Regions from separate parts of the Homo sapiens genome. Here region 1 is linked to region 2. A link is a loop called in an ENCODE intact Hi-C map of the cell type or tissue named here. Cell type or tissue: A673. All regions are shown on one strand. Links, peaks and the distances in the headings refer to the core of each region. The heading gives the core; the rest is flanking DNA.

Region 1 (8,193 bases), core at 1,961-6,960, 290 kb before region 2:
AATAACAAATCTTGTAGAACTATTTTACTTTTTAAGCTTTGTTCACATATAACTTTATTTTTTTTAAAAAAGAAAAAAGTTTAAAAAATAAACATGGAAATCTACTTCCTCAAGTCATGGAAATGCATAAACTGGGAAGTCTCATAGTTGGCATGTCAGTTTGAGCTGTCTTGGAAGCAAATGTCAAAATATAGTTAGAAGTGCAAGAGATTTACCGAGGCTAATGCCTTGAAAGAACAGGGAAAAAGGAGTAGAAGTAGGTATAGAAGGTCACCAGGCCGCAGTGCAGGTCTGACCCCTGTGAAGTGAGAAGAGGAAGGAAGGAGGTGAAAAGAGCTATGGTGCAACTCTGAGAAGGTTTCAGCCAGCCTGATAGCAAGCTCCAGGGCAAAGATTGCCTGTTACAAGAATTTCTCCTTGTATATAAATGGCCAAACCCCAGTTCCCCCTATTATGTTCAGTCTTTTACTCAGTCTCTGCAAGGAGAGAGCATTTCTTGCCTTGAACATTTCAGAATATCATTCAACATCTCCCTGGCTTATAGTAGCCTCTTTTCCTGGAAACTTAGAAGAAGGAGATTAGTGGGATTAACCGCAGTACCAATCTCTACAGTTGTTCATAGGGTTGCAATGGTACTCATCATCTTCCTCTTCAACTAACCATGCTAATTTTATTCACACTAAGCTATCACTTCTTTCTGTCTCAAGGGCTTATCTGGTGGTGTCAAACCCTGATTTCTGCGAAGTCTGAGCTCCTGACCCCTTAATCAAGTCAGAGTTGCTGCACTTTTTCATGCCTCATCACAACTGGTGAAGAGAGTACCAGGAGGCACTCAAAGAGAATCCTTTGCATTCCATTGATATTACTTTCTGCCCTTATTGTATAACAGCAGCCTTATCTCCACTTGATAACCAAGGTCAATCATGACTGACAAGATGGTGACTCTTCTTCTCTCAGCTGATCTCTGAACATAGAAGTACAAAGTACGCAGATGGGCTTTAGCTTGTAGATCAATGGGACCCTGGCACCACTGCTCTTTTGGGGGGGACTAGGACCTCAAATGCTGCAGAGCCCAGAACTGTGGGCACAGGAAGCACAAAGTGCCTCATTGGGTCAATGAAAATGATGGTAAATGGGGATCTCATGCTTCCACCTCTTGATCCCAAGCTATACATAGAAACTTGATTCAATGTACACGTATATACTGCATATGATAGGATGTCATCCCACGCTTGCAAAGTATGTTTCCAAGCTGACACTGTAATTCTGCCTTGAACGAGTCATTCCAATGCTCTGTCAGACCAGCTGCTTCTGGAAGGTGTGATACAACCAGTAGCTTCTATGATTATTGGTCTTCTTGTACAACTCTTTCACTCTGAAGTGGATATCCTGGCCAGATGCTACACTGTGAGGGATTTCATGCCTATGAGTCACCTGTTCCATAAGCTCCCTATTAGTGGTGCTGACTGAGGCTCTGCAGGTGAGAAAGGCAAATCCATACCTGAAGTAAGTTTCTTTTCCTGTGCAAATGGATCTCTAGCCCTTTCAGGATGGAAAAGACCCAGTATAGAAAACTTAAAACCAAGTGGCCAGTTGGTCTCTCAAGGAATAATGCCATAAGTGACCTCAACATTGGTCTCATTGCTGGCAGGTCGGACATTCATATGTGGCAGTTAGAAAGGCCCTGGTAAGTGGGACTCCATGCTATTGAGTTCATGCATAGATTCCATCTCTGACACCACAATCACTCTGTTCATGTGCCCATTATACTAGTTTTGGGGTACCTGATGATCAAGGCTAGGTAGTGCCTTCTTGGTTGTTCAGTGCTTCTTCCAGGTTGGATGTATTCCAATAGGTCTGCATATACCATCGTTGAAACAGAATGACTATGATATGACCCTTTATATTTCTAGATCAACTTAGTTCCCATGTCCAACAGTCCTCAAAATGCCTTGGCATTCTTCTTGCTCCAGTGGGTAGTCACCTGAGTAAATGGCTGTAGGTCCCTTTGGGGAGGTCTAGAGAAATCTTTGTATTTTTCCTAGGGACCTATTCACCTTTTCAGTCAATAGGTTTAGAGTCTGAAAATTGGCTTAGATCCAGTTATCTTAGGAATTTAGCAAGGAATCACAACTTTTTTGTTGGGGAAACTGCCCTCAGCCTTCTATTCACCCATTTTTGCTTTCTTTTGATTCTATGAGGCAGCACTCTTGTTGGTTTCCCATTTATCTTGCTCCTAGGGATGCCACGTTCACCTAGTCTCCACAGCTTCCTTGTAGATTAGATCCCCTTGGCTGTCTCTACAAATTTGTCAATCAATATCATAATTGTTTTGCTCTGGCTTCCGGCGATTAAGGGTCAACAACTGGCCTTTTTGTTTCAGAACCTCACTATCCCCATTGCTATTGATGAGCCCAGCTCTGTGACTGCATCTCCTATGGTCAGCCCTGGCCTACAGAGAAAAGCCAACCTCGATCTTCTTAGCAATGTTGGTGCTTGTTTTATCAGCACGTTCCTGACAGTTTGGTAAATGATGTGACTTCTAGGCCCTGCTGTGGAAAATAATCTTCTGGTGGGTCTTCTGGCCTCACATCATATATATATTTCAACATGCCCATCTCCTTGACCATTTAAATCCCTTCTGCCACCATCTGCCATGGCCACTCAGGCATTTCAACTTCACTTAGTATGAACCATCAATTTCTGCAGGTTTCTAAGAACCACCCCTTCTTCCACTGAGAAGTGTCCGTGAGTCAATGAACTCTTGCTTTATTGCATCTTACTTTCTAGCTTCTTTGATCAAGCACTCTGGCTCCTGCTAGTATATGTTAGTTAATTCTTGCAGCTGCTTTGGGGGTATAATCTCTTTCCTCCCCTTTCAGATGTAGTATGTCCCCAGCTGGACATGCTAGGATTGAATCTTCATGATTTACTTAGCAGCCAGGAGAAGAAGAGGGAGTAGCTCTTCAGGGGGACACCTGTTGCCTTGTTTGATAAAGGACTCTGCCCTATCTTCCCACATGGGGGACATGCTGGCTCCCAAAAGCTGACATCAGCTGCTTTAGCAGGCCAGGCCACTTTCCAGTTCTCTTTATGAGTTTTTTTCCCTGATAATTTTCTCTAAAACAGGGATATTGTGAAAAGTTCTGCCCATGAACTTGTTTAATTACAACCTGTACATTTTATAAAAGGAATTATTTAAAACACCATGAAGAAAGAAAGAAATATTTGGGAGTTATATAATTGTAATTGCAAAAAACATAGTAAAGGTATGTCCTCTGTTGATAAAAGATTTTTCTCATTACCTGAGTGCTCTGCTACCTGCTGTTATCATATCCACAGTCAACAAATTAAGATACTATTCTTGAATTAGCATCTTTATCTTTTTTCCTAAGCAATTTGTATCATGATTCCAAGAAAAACAAAGAGAGTGTGGCAATGCCAAGTATTCCCTCGTCTCCTCATTCTGCTTTTTCAGCTCTCCAGCAAATATGCATGTAAATAAAAGACCTACAAATAAGATGTTTTGCCATAGAAATAATGAATCCAAAACTACCCTACTGTGTAGACACAAGGGATTTTGACAATCTGTTTTTCAAATGTGTGCAGCAGTGCACTAAGACAAGGATAAAATATTAGAAAAGCTTCACATCATACTCATTAGTTCTACATCCGTGGTCCCTAAATTCCACTTTGCCTTTTAGTGCAATAGCCCTACTAATGACATCCAGAATAACTGTAGGCCATTATCCCTGTTGGCCATAGTCCTTCCACTGGTGTACTCCCTAGTCTTCCGTGGGTGTGCTCTGAATTTTTATTTCTGAGCTGACCATAATAGCTATTTTTATTGAACACCTGGCATACGTTACATCACTTAGCTCCCACACCACATAGATATTATTATACCCATTAATACTGAAGAGGAAATGGAAGCTCAGAAAAACAAAGTAGCGCTTGCTCAAAGTCTCTCAACCAGGAAGTAACAGTCTAATTGACTAAAAAAGTATGTGCTCTTAATTTCTGCACAATATTGTTGCATATTACAAGCACTGCCAAAATAACCTGATTTGGTCATTTATTCCATGTGTTTCTTCTTGCTGAGAATTACCTTCCCCAGGCCAACTACAAATCAGTCATGGTCTTTTCCTTTTCCTCTACTACCCCCATTTTTTTTTTCTTTGAGACAGTCTTTCTCTGTTGCACAGGCTGAAGTGCAGTGGCACAAACATGGCGCACTGCAACCTCAACCTCCGGGGCTCAACTGATCCTTCCACCTCAGTCTCCCAAGTAGCTGAGACTGCAAGCATGCATCACCACACTCAGCTAATTTTTTTATTTTTTATTTTTTGTAGAGACAGGGTCTCACTGTCTTTCCCAGGCTGGTCTCGGACTCCTGGGCTCAAGCAATCCTCCCACCTTGGCCTCCCAAAGTGCTGGGATTACAGGTGTAAGCCACCATGCCCAGCCCTAAACTATCTCTTAACCACATATAGATAAAGAATGAGGAGATGGGGGGGAAATTGTAATTATATTCAAAGTTTCAGCTGATAAATGCATCTGTTGTATAAACAGTATATAACAAATTGTTGGACATATAATACATACAGAAATATATTCACACCAGGTGCGATGGCTCATGTCTGTCATCCCAACATTTTGGGAGGCCAAGGTGGGAGTATTGCTTGAGGCTAGGAGTTCAAGACTAGTCTGGGCAGTAAAATGAGATCTTAGATCTCATTTTTACAAGCTTTTTTTTTTTTAAAAAAATTAGCCAGACATGGTGGCACATGCCTGTAGTCTTAACTACTTGGGAGGTTGAGGCAGGAAGATTGCTTGAGCCCAGGAGTTTGAGGATGCCGTGAGCTATGATTGTGTCACTCTACTCTAGCCTGAGTGACAGATCGAGGGAAACAAAAGAGAAAGAAAAGAAGGAAGGAAGGAAGGAAGGAAGGAAGGAAGGAAGGAAGGAAGGAAGGGGAAGGAAGGAGGGGAAGGAAGGAGAGAAAGAAGAAAGAAAGGAAGGAAAAGAAATGTAATATATTTGCCATTAACAGCACAAAAGAGGTGGATAAGAGCAAAGCTTTATTGAGCTAAGAAAATGAATCCAGCTGGTAACTTGAATCCACGGAAACAAAGAGAACCAGAAATGACAAATAAACAGGTTAATATAACAAAAGCTATAAATATAAACTTGTTGTCTTTTCTTCTATTAGCTTCTTTAAAAGACAAAATTATATAAAATAATAACTATAACAATGTATTCTTGTGTTTTTAACATGTATAAATGTAATATGTATAATAATAATGCCACAAAAGGGGAGGAAATTAATAGAGCTATATAGAAAAACATTTCTATGTCACATTGGAATTGTTACTATAAATCTGAAGGTTATTTCAATAAGTTAGGATGAATATGGTAAACTCTAGAGCAATATCAAAATATCAGTAAGAAATTTAAATGCTTCATTAGAAAATATTCACTTAACGCAAAAAAAAAAGCAGTACAAGAGGAATGGAGGATCAAAAAAAAAAAAAGAAACATATAAAAACCAAAAAACAAAATGGCAAACATGAATCCAACCATATTAACTGTATTGTATCACATCATAAGCCCAACTATGTCATCAAATAATTATTTATATTTATTTATTAATGAGATTAGATATATGTACAATTATCTGTAATATATTTAATATGTATTAAATAAGCTATTTAATATTAAACGTGAACAGATTAAATATCCCAATCACAAAACAGAGATTGTCAGAATGGATAAAAAACAAGATCTAACTATATGCTGTCTACAAGAGACACAGTTTATATTCAAAGGTACAAATACATTGAAAGTCAAAGATGATAAAATGCATATATTATACACACCAACCATAAAAAAATGGAGTGGCTATACGTATATCAGAAAAAATAGACTTTTAAACGAAGAAAATTTTTAGAAATAAAGAAGGATATTTTATATGGATAAAGGGACCAATCCATCAGAAAGATATGACAATTATAAATTAATATGTACCTAACAACTGAGCATCAGAATACCCAAAGCAAAAACTACCAACAGAAATAAAGAAATTGACAATTAGCCAGAAACTTCAATACCCCACTTTCAATAATGAATAGAACAACTAGATGAATAAGGAATTGGAAGACTGGGACAACTGTAAACAAACTTACCCTAATAGACATCTATGGAACACTCTATCCAACAACAACAGCACATTCTTCTCAACTGCGCATGGAGCATTCTCCAGAATAGAACATATGCTAGGCAACAAAACAAACTTGAATACATTTAAAAGGAAAGAAATAATACAAAGTATGTTCTTCAACCACAATGAAATTAAATTAGAAATCAATAACAGAAAAAAGTTGTAAAACATGCAAATGTGTGGAAATCAAAATACACACTCCTAAATCATCAATGAATCAAACACAATCAAAAAAGAAAGTAGAAAATACTTTGATGTGAATAAAAATGAACATACAACATATTTAAAACATATGGGATGGAGTTAAAGCAGTGCTCAAAAGAAAATGTATAGCTGTAAATGCCTACAGTAAAAAAAGGTCATAAATCAATAATCTGATTTTCTATTTTAAAACACAAGAATAAAGTAGAACAAACTAAACCCAAACCAAGCAGAAAGAAGGAAATAATAATGATTACAGTGGAAACTAATTAAATAGAGAATTAAAAAACAATAGAGAAAAGCAATGAAACTGAAAGCTGGTTCTTTGAAAAGTTCAACAAACTGACAAATATTTAGCTAGATTGACCAAGAAATAAAACAACAACATAAATCACTAAAACTAGAAATAAAAAGCAGATATTACTAGAAACCTTACAGAAATAAAAAGATTATAAAGAACACTATGAACAATTGTATGCCAATACATTAGATAACTTAGATAAAGCAGAAAAATTCCTAAAAAACACAAACTCCTGAAACTGACTTAAGAAGAAATAGACATTAATTGACCTATAAGAAGTAAGGGTTTGAATTAGTAATCAAAAAACTACCTCCAAAGAAATGCCCATGCCAGATATCTTCAGTAGTAAATTCTTCGAAACATTTAAAGATGAATTAAGATGTATTCTTCACAAACTGTACCCAAAAAATAGAAGAGGAAATACCAAACCATACAAGAACACCACAAGAAAACTATAAACCAATATTCTTATGAATATGGACATAAAAATCTTCTACAAAATGCCAGCAAACTAAATTCAGCAATGTATAAACATAATGATATATCATGATCAAGTGGGATATACACCAGGTATGCATGGTTGTTTTATTAAACTGCAATTACTTTTGCACCAACTTAATAATATCTAAAAGTCAATTAATGTACTATGCCATAGCAACTGAATAAAAAACCAAAATCACATTATCTTAATAAATGCAGAAAAGGTATTTTAAAAAATTTTATACACTTTTATGATAAAGTACAAAAAAAACACTGACAATACTAGAAATAGAAGAGAACTTCCTCAACCTCCTGAAGGACATCTACAAAAAATTCACAGCTAACATCATTCTTAATAGTGGAAGACTTCCCGACTAAGAACAGGAACAAGACAAGATGTCTGTACTTAAAACATTTATTCTGTGTCGTACTAGAGGTTCTAGCCAGGGCAATAAAGCAAGAAAACAAAATAAAACCATCAAGTTTGGAAAGAAATAATTAAAATTCTTTCTACTGCAAATGGCATGATCTTGTATATAGAAATTCCTAAGGAGTCCACACACACAAAATACTAGTACTAATAGATTAGTTTATCCAGCTTGCTGGGGACAAGATCAATATATAAAAATAAATCCTATTTCTATATACTTGCAATAAACAATTGAAAAATGAAATTAAGAAAATTTCATTTATAATAGCATCAAAAAGAATAAAACATTTAGGAATACATTTTACTGAATAAGTGCAAAACTTAAAATCTGAAATCTATAAAACACTGTGAAAAAAATTAAAGAAGATTTAAATAAATGGAAAAAATCTCACATTTATGGATCAGAAGACTTAATAATGTTATTAAGATGGCAATACTCCTTAAATTCATCTACAGATTCAATAAAATCCCTGTCACTGCTTCTATGTAGCATTTTATCAGGAAGCCTAGCCAGTTCAGTAAAAACAGGCAAAGAAATAAAGATTGAGAGAAAAAAAAAA
Region 2 (5,000 bases), core at 1-5,000:
CCTGCTTAAGGTGCCACAGCAAGTGCAAGATAGTTTTTTTTCTCTTTTACTGAACATCCACATGTAAGCTGGGTTGGTTACAAATGCTTCCTAGGTAGGTCTTGGCATAGAGGATGATCCGCAGAATCGTGGGGCTGCTGAGAGGTTCCCTTGGGGCCTTACCCCTTCTGACCTAGAGTGTATGTCAACAGATTAGGGCAGCCGAGGAATCTGCCTCACAGATTCAATCCAGTGCCCAGCGCTTGGAGACCCAGGTGAGCGCCAGCCGCTCCCAGATGGAGGAAGATGTCAGACGCACACGGCTCCTAATCCAGCAGGTCCGGGACTTCCTAACAGGTGAGCCCAGTCTCCACCCCACCTTGGCTGCTGTTCCAGTCCTGCCTGTCCCGCATTCCCATGTTCAGTGCATCAGCCAGCCCTCCCTCCCTAGTCCCAGGCCTGCAACATCCAGGCCTCCACTTCTCCTTGGCACCATGGCCATGACCTTCTCGTTCTCCCGTCTGCCCTCCCCACCCACTCCAATCCCTTGTGACCCATTCTCATTCTCAACACAACAGCTGAAATATCTCTTTTAAAATGCATAAGTCAGATCACATCTCACTCCTGCTTAAAATCCTTCAGTGGCTTCACCTTGTTCTTGGAATGAGCTCTCAACTCCCATCGTGGCTACAGAGCCTGGCCTCTGTCCATCTCTTGGGAGTGACCTTGGGCTCTTCTCTGCTTTGTTCACTGGCTGTCCTTGAACATGTCAGGCTCTTGCCTGCTTCAGGGATGTTTATTTGCTCTTTGTCTGCCTGAAGTCCTCTTTCCAGGGCTGCTGCTTCTTGTCCTCTGGGTCATCTCCCCAGAGAGGTGTTTCCTGACCATCCGATCTGTTTGTCCCCCATCATCTTACTTTCCTTGCACTACTCACCCTCATTCAGTTGTCAACAAGTGGATTGTCACTCCACTAGAATGGGGACTCCAGGAGGGCAAGGATGGTTGTCTGTCTTGTTGACTACTGTGTCACCAGCACCTAACATAAGGCCAGACACAGAAAGACATCTGACATTGGTGGCATGAATAAATGAACCAGACACCCTTCCTCACTGCTCTGGGGAGTGAGGAAGGGCTGTACAATGGAAAGATCCCTAAACAGGACCCGGGAGACTCGTGTGACATTGGGCAGGCTGCTTTTCTCTTTGCCTCATCTTTTGCTTCTATAAATGGGGACGGTAGTATTTCACAAGTTTATTCTGAGGATCAAATAACTGATGTAAAATGTGTTTTGAAAAAGGAAAAGTGCCTCAGGAACAAGAGTTGATATTGTTAGATTTCTGGTTCCTGCCAGGTTATTTGCTTGGCTGGGAGCCCAGTTAATACGAGCCCAGGGCTTGGTGTAATGACAGTGGCTCCTCTTGCTACTATTACAGTGTTTTTGCCCCAGATAGGCCGAAGTCCCCTCCTGAGTGCAGGTGGCAGGTCAGAGAGGGGCAGGAAAGTTCTTCTGAGGTCTCATGACTTGCATAAGGCCTTGAGGCACTCACCTGGGGAAAATATTACCTGGGGATGTAGGGAGATTGTGCCCCACAAACGTGGATGATGGGGGAGGTCAAGGTGTGGGGCTTAGGCTCATGGATAAGGGATTCTTGCCCCTGAGTCAAGTCCAGTGAGGCTGAATGGCCACTCATCCTGCATTAATCTCAGCCAGGGCTCTGGCCTCAGTGGGTGGGAGGTGAGTTGGAATTCTCTCCTGCCGGGTGCAGCTGAGGCTCATGTGAACAGACAGGGAGCTGCCAGGCCCCTTTTGTCCTCTCTCTTATACTTGTATCTCAGGTCAAGTCTTATGATGAGTCCAGGGTCAGAGAGAAAAAGCAGGGCCTGAGAGAGGCCTGGCCCCAGGGGGAAACCCAGGAAAATTTTCTGTAGCGGTGGGCTTGGACTCTGGTCTCCAGAGTCCTGGTGCAGAAGCCACTGAGCGCTGGCTGCTGTCCGATATAGGGTCACAGTGTGGGAGGGAGAGTGGAAAGTCTGTGGAGGGAGGAGGAAACATCGCCTTTCCCAGTTCTTCAAATGGAATTGACAAAATGAATAGTTAAGGCTTATTAAGTTCTAACTGAGTCCAGGCACTGTTCCAAGTGCTTTGCATGTATTACATCATTTATTCCTGACTACATGAACTAAGTACTCTTATTACTTCCACTTTGCACACAAGTAATCTAGGCACAGAGAGGTTAAGCAACTTGCCTAAAGGCATCTAGCTTGGCAGTGGTGCAGGTAGGCTTCAAGCCTAATTGTCTGACTCTGTCATTCACACCCTATTGCTTTACGGCATAGACACACAAATACATACACACATGCGAGTGTGCATACACAAACACACTTTCTCTTGCCTCTTGCCTTTGCGAATGTTTTTCCTCTCTCTGGATCGTCTCCCCTCTCCCACCTCTGCTGACCTGTCTAGCTCCTGCTCATCCTCTAGGAATCTAGGCATCCCACTCTCCAGGCAGCCTCCCTGGACCTATCAGATGGCGCTGGGGGCCCCTTCCATGGCCATCATAGCACCTGTGTTTACTCCGCTCACTCAAAGCTGTACTTCCTTGTTCATGTGCCTGTCTCCCATTAGATTTCCAGCTCCATAAAGGCAGGGACTGAGTTTAATTTGATTTGCAGTCTCAACTCCTCCCATGCTTTTGCTCAAAGCAGTAAATATTTACTGAGCCCATCCTGAGACCCAGAAGGCTCTGCGACTGAATGTCATACCGATTGACCCTGAGGATGCAGCTGAAGTGGTGCAGAGTAAAGGAAGGGCAAGATCTAGGTGGGGATGTGCTCATCCTGGAAGGCTTTCTTGAGAAGGTGCACATGAAGCCTTGTTTTGAGAGTGGGACTCTGGGTTAGAAGAGAGGTTGACGAGCTCTATTAGGAAGGTCCTTATGAAAGCTTGCTGCTGGGATAAACCCACTTAATGAAACTCAACCACAGTTATGCTGCATGCAAGCCCCGAGGGACACAGCAATGAACAAGCATGGCTTCCACCCTCCAGGAGTGTCCTTCCACCTGGCATGGGATGGGGCAGGGAATGAGACCTGTGTGACCAGCTAGTATCCTCTAGTTGTAGAGTGAAACTGGGCCTGGGGCCCCAGAGGAGTTCAGATTCCAGGGCAAATCATCTGGTGAGTGGGTGCCCCCCTCCTTAATACCTCAATACCAGTGAAATCTGTAAAAGCAAATTGGGAGAGATGGGGAGGAGATGTCATCTCTGTACTTCTGACCTTACCCTCTGACCCAGAGTTGGTTTGTAACAACTCTTGCAAATGGATTGTTTCATGTTGTACCTTCAGATTGGGGATTGATATTCCTTTTTCACCGATCAGGAAACTGAGCTTAGAGGAACCACTTGACTTGCCCAGGTGGCTTGAATAGTAAAGCAGAGATCTGAACCTGAAGCCCTGTCAATCATTCATTCACTCTACGCACATGAGGACCTCCAAGTGCCAGGCACTGTGCTGGGGTCTGGGGATATAGCTGTGGACAAAACCCAGGCCCTGCCCTTGTAGAGCTTACATTCTAGAGGAAAAGAGACCAAACAAACCAGTTAAATGAGTACAGTGTTTGGCACATGGGTGGTGCAAGTGCTAGACAGAAAGATAAGGCAGGGAGGGACGATAAGGTGTGCTACAGTCCAGGGTGGAGGTTGCAATTCTAGATTGGATGGCTGGGGTTGGCCTCCCTGAGAAGGTGATATTCCAGCAGAGACTTGATCATTCTTATTTGCCTTTGCACAAATGAGCAATCTTGCCTGAGGGGGAATGCAGGGAAGGGGTCTTTTTGCCAAGGAAGCAGCTCCAGTTTCTGGCCACTCTTCCCAATTTAGGGCTGATTGTGCATGTGCTGCAGGCATTGTTCAGTACCAGCTGTCTGGCACCACCTCCTTCTCCCCAGCCCGCAGCTTCCTGTGGCACCAGACACTTAGTTGGCACAGCTGTGACGACACCCCTCCTCCTCCCTGCTGCAGCATGGAGCACAGGATAGTCATCCTCCTACAGCATTCCCAGAAATCCCTGGAGAACAGGCGCCTGAGTCTGGTTGAAAGGGGGCAGCAGCTCCTTGGGACACCACGGTAGAGGGGCCACTGTGGGTGCCTTCCACAAGTGCTGCTCAGCTAGGAGAGGCCTCGTATCTCTGGGGAGGTTAGTGGGCTCCTACAGTCAAATGCGTGTTGTCTTCCAGACCCCGACACTGATGCAGCCACTATCCAGGAGGTCAGCGAGGCCGTGCTGGCCCTGTGGCTGCCCACAGACTCAGCTACTGTTCTGCAGAAGATGAATGAGATCCAGGCCATTGCAGCCAGGCTCCCCAACGTGGACTTGGTGCTGTCCCAGACCAAGCAGGACATTGCGCGTGCCCGCCGGTTGCAGGCTGAGGCTGAGGAAGCCAGGTATGGCCTTGGGCCCTGAACTTCTCTCTGCCCAGGATTAAGCTGGCGTTTTGCTCCTCAACCCCGTTGCTGGGAGAGGGGTACAGAGGGCTGGGAGACAGGAGGGGGTGCTTACCATGGTGGAGAGTGGTACACAGAGTCCAGAGTGCAGGTTAAACTTAATTTGCATGACTGTGTCTTCCGTATTGGAAACCGCCCAGAAGGTGTCTTGGGCATAATGGGAACATTCATCACGTCTGCTTGGTGGGGTCCTGGGACATCAAAGCTACTGAGTTAATACTTTCCTTGCTCTTTGCCTTGGCTGGGAAGGGTGTTCTTTTGGACTGGTGTGTGAGTCGAACCACACATTGATTCACTGTTCACTCATTCTCTCTCTCCTCTCCCTGCTGCTTCTCTCACCCAGGAGCCGAGCCCATGCAGTGGAGGGCCAGGTGGAAGATGTGGTTGGGAACCTGCGGCAGGGGACAGTGGCACTGCAGGAAGCTCAGGACACCATGCAAGGCACCAGCCGCTCCCTTCGGCTTATCCAGGACAGGGTTGCTGAGGTGAGGCATTATGGCTTCCTCCGCCCATATTTGGG

The links. Hi-C counts contacts between places; a loop is a spot of excess contacts. Peaks named below come from ENCODE experiments on the same cell type or tissue, not always from the same donor. Only the 100,000 strongest peaks of a DNase experiment are listed, where the experiment ranks them.
Region 1: a loop joins it to region 2, with 4 times the contacts of the local background. A loop is called at or near these places in 1 of 110 quality-filtered maps.

The regions. Positions count from the first base shown.
Region 1 is chr1:209,905,144-209,913,336 of GRCh38, reverse strand. No RefSeq gene overlaps it. Among named protein-coding and RNA genes, the nearest start is that of SYT14, 29 kb to the left of the region's middle. In A673, for the core only: no CTCF peak of the experiment used is centred there; a DNase peak (open chromatin) is centred at 4,886; H3K27ac peaks cover 1,915 bases.
Region 2 is chr1:209,617,872-209,622,871 of GRCh38, reverse strand. It overlaps LAMB3 (laminin subunit beta 3), which reads left to right. Exons shown (of 23, transcript NM_000228.3): 18 at 192-336; 19 at 4,213-4,420; 20 at 4,824-4,965. Among named protein-coding and RNA genes, the nearest start is that of MIR4260, 3.1 kb to the left of the region's middle. In A673, for the core only: no CTCF peak of the experiment used is centred there; DNase peaks (open chromatin) are centred at 1,251, 2,121 and 3,931; H3K27ac peaks cover 3,810 bases.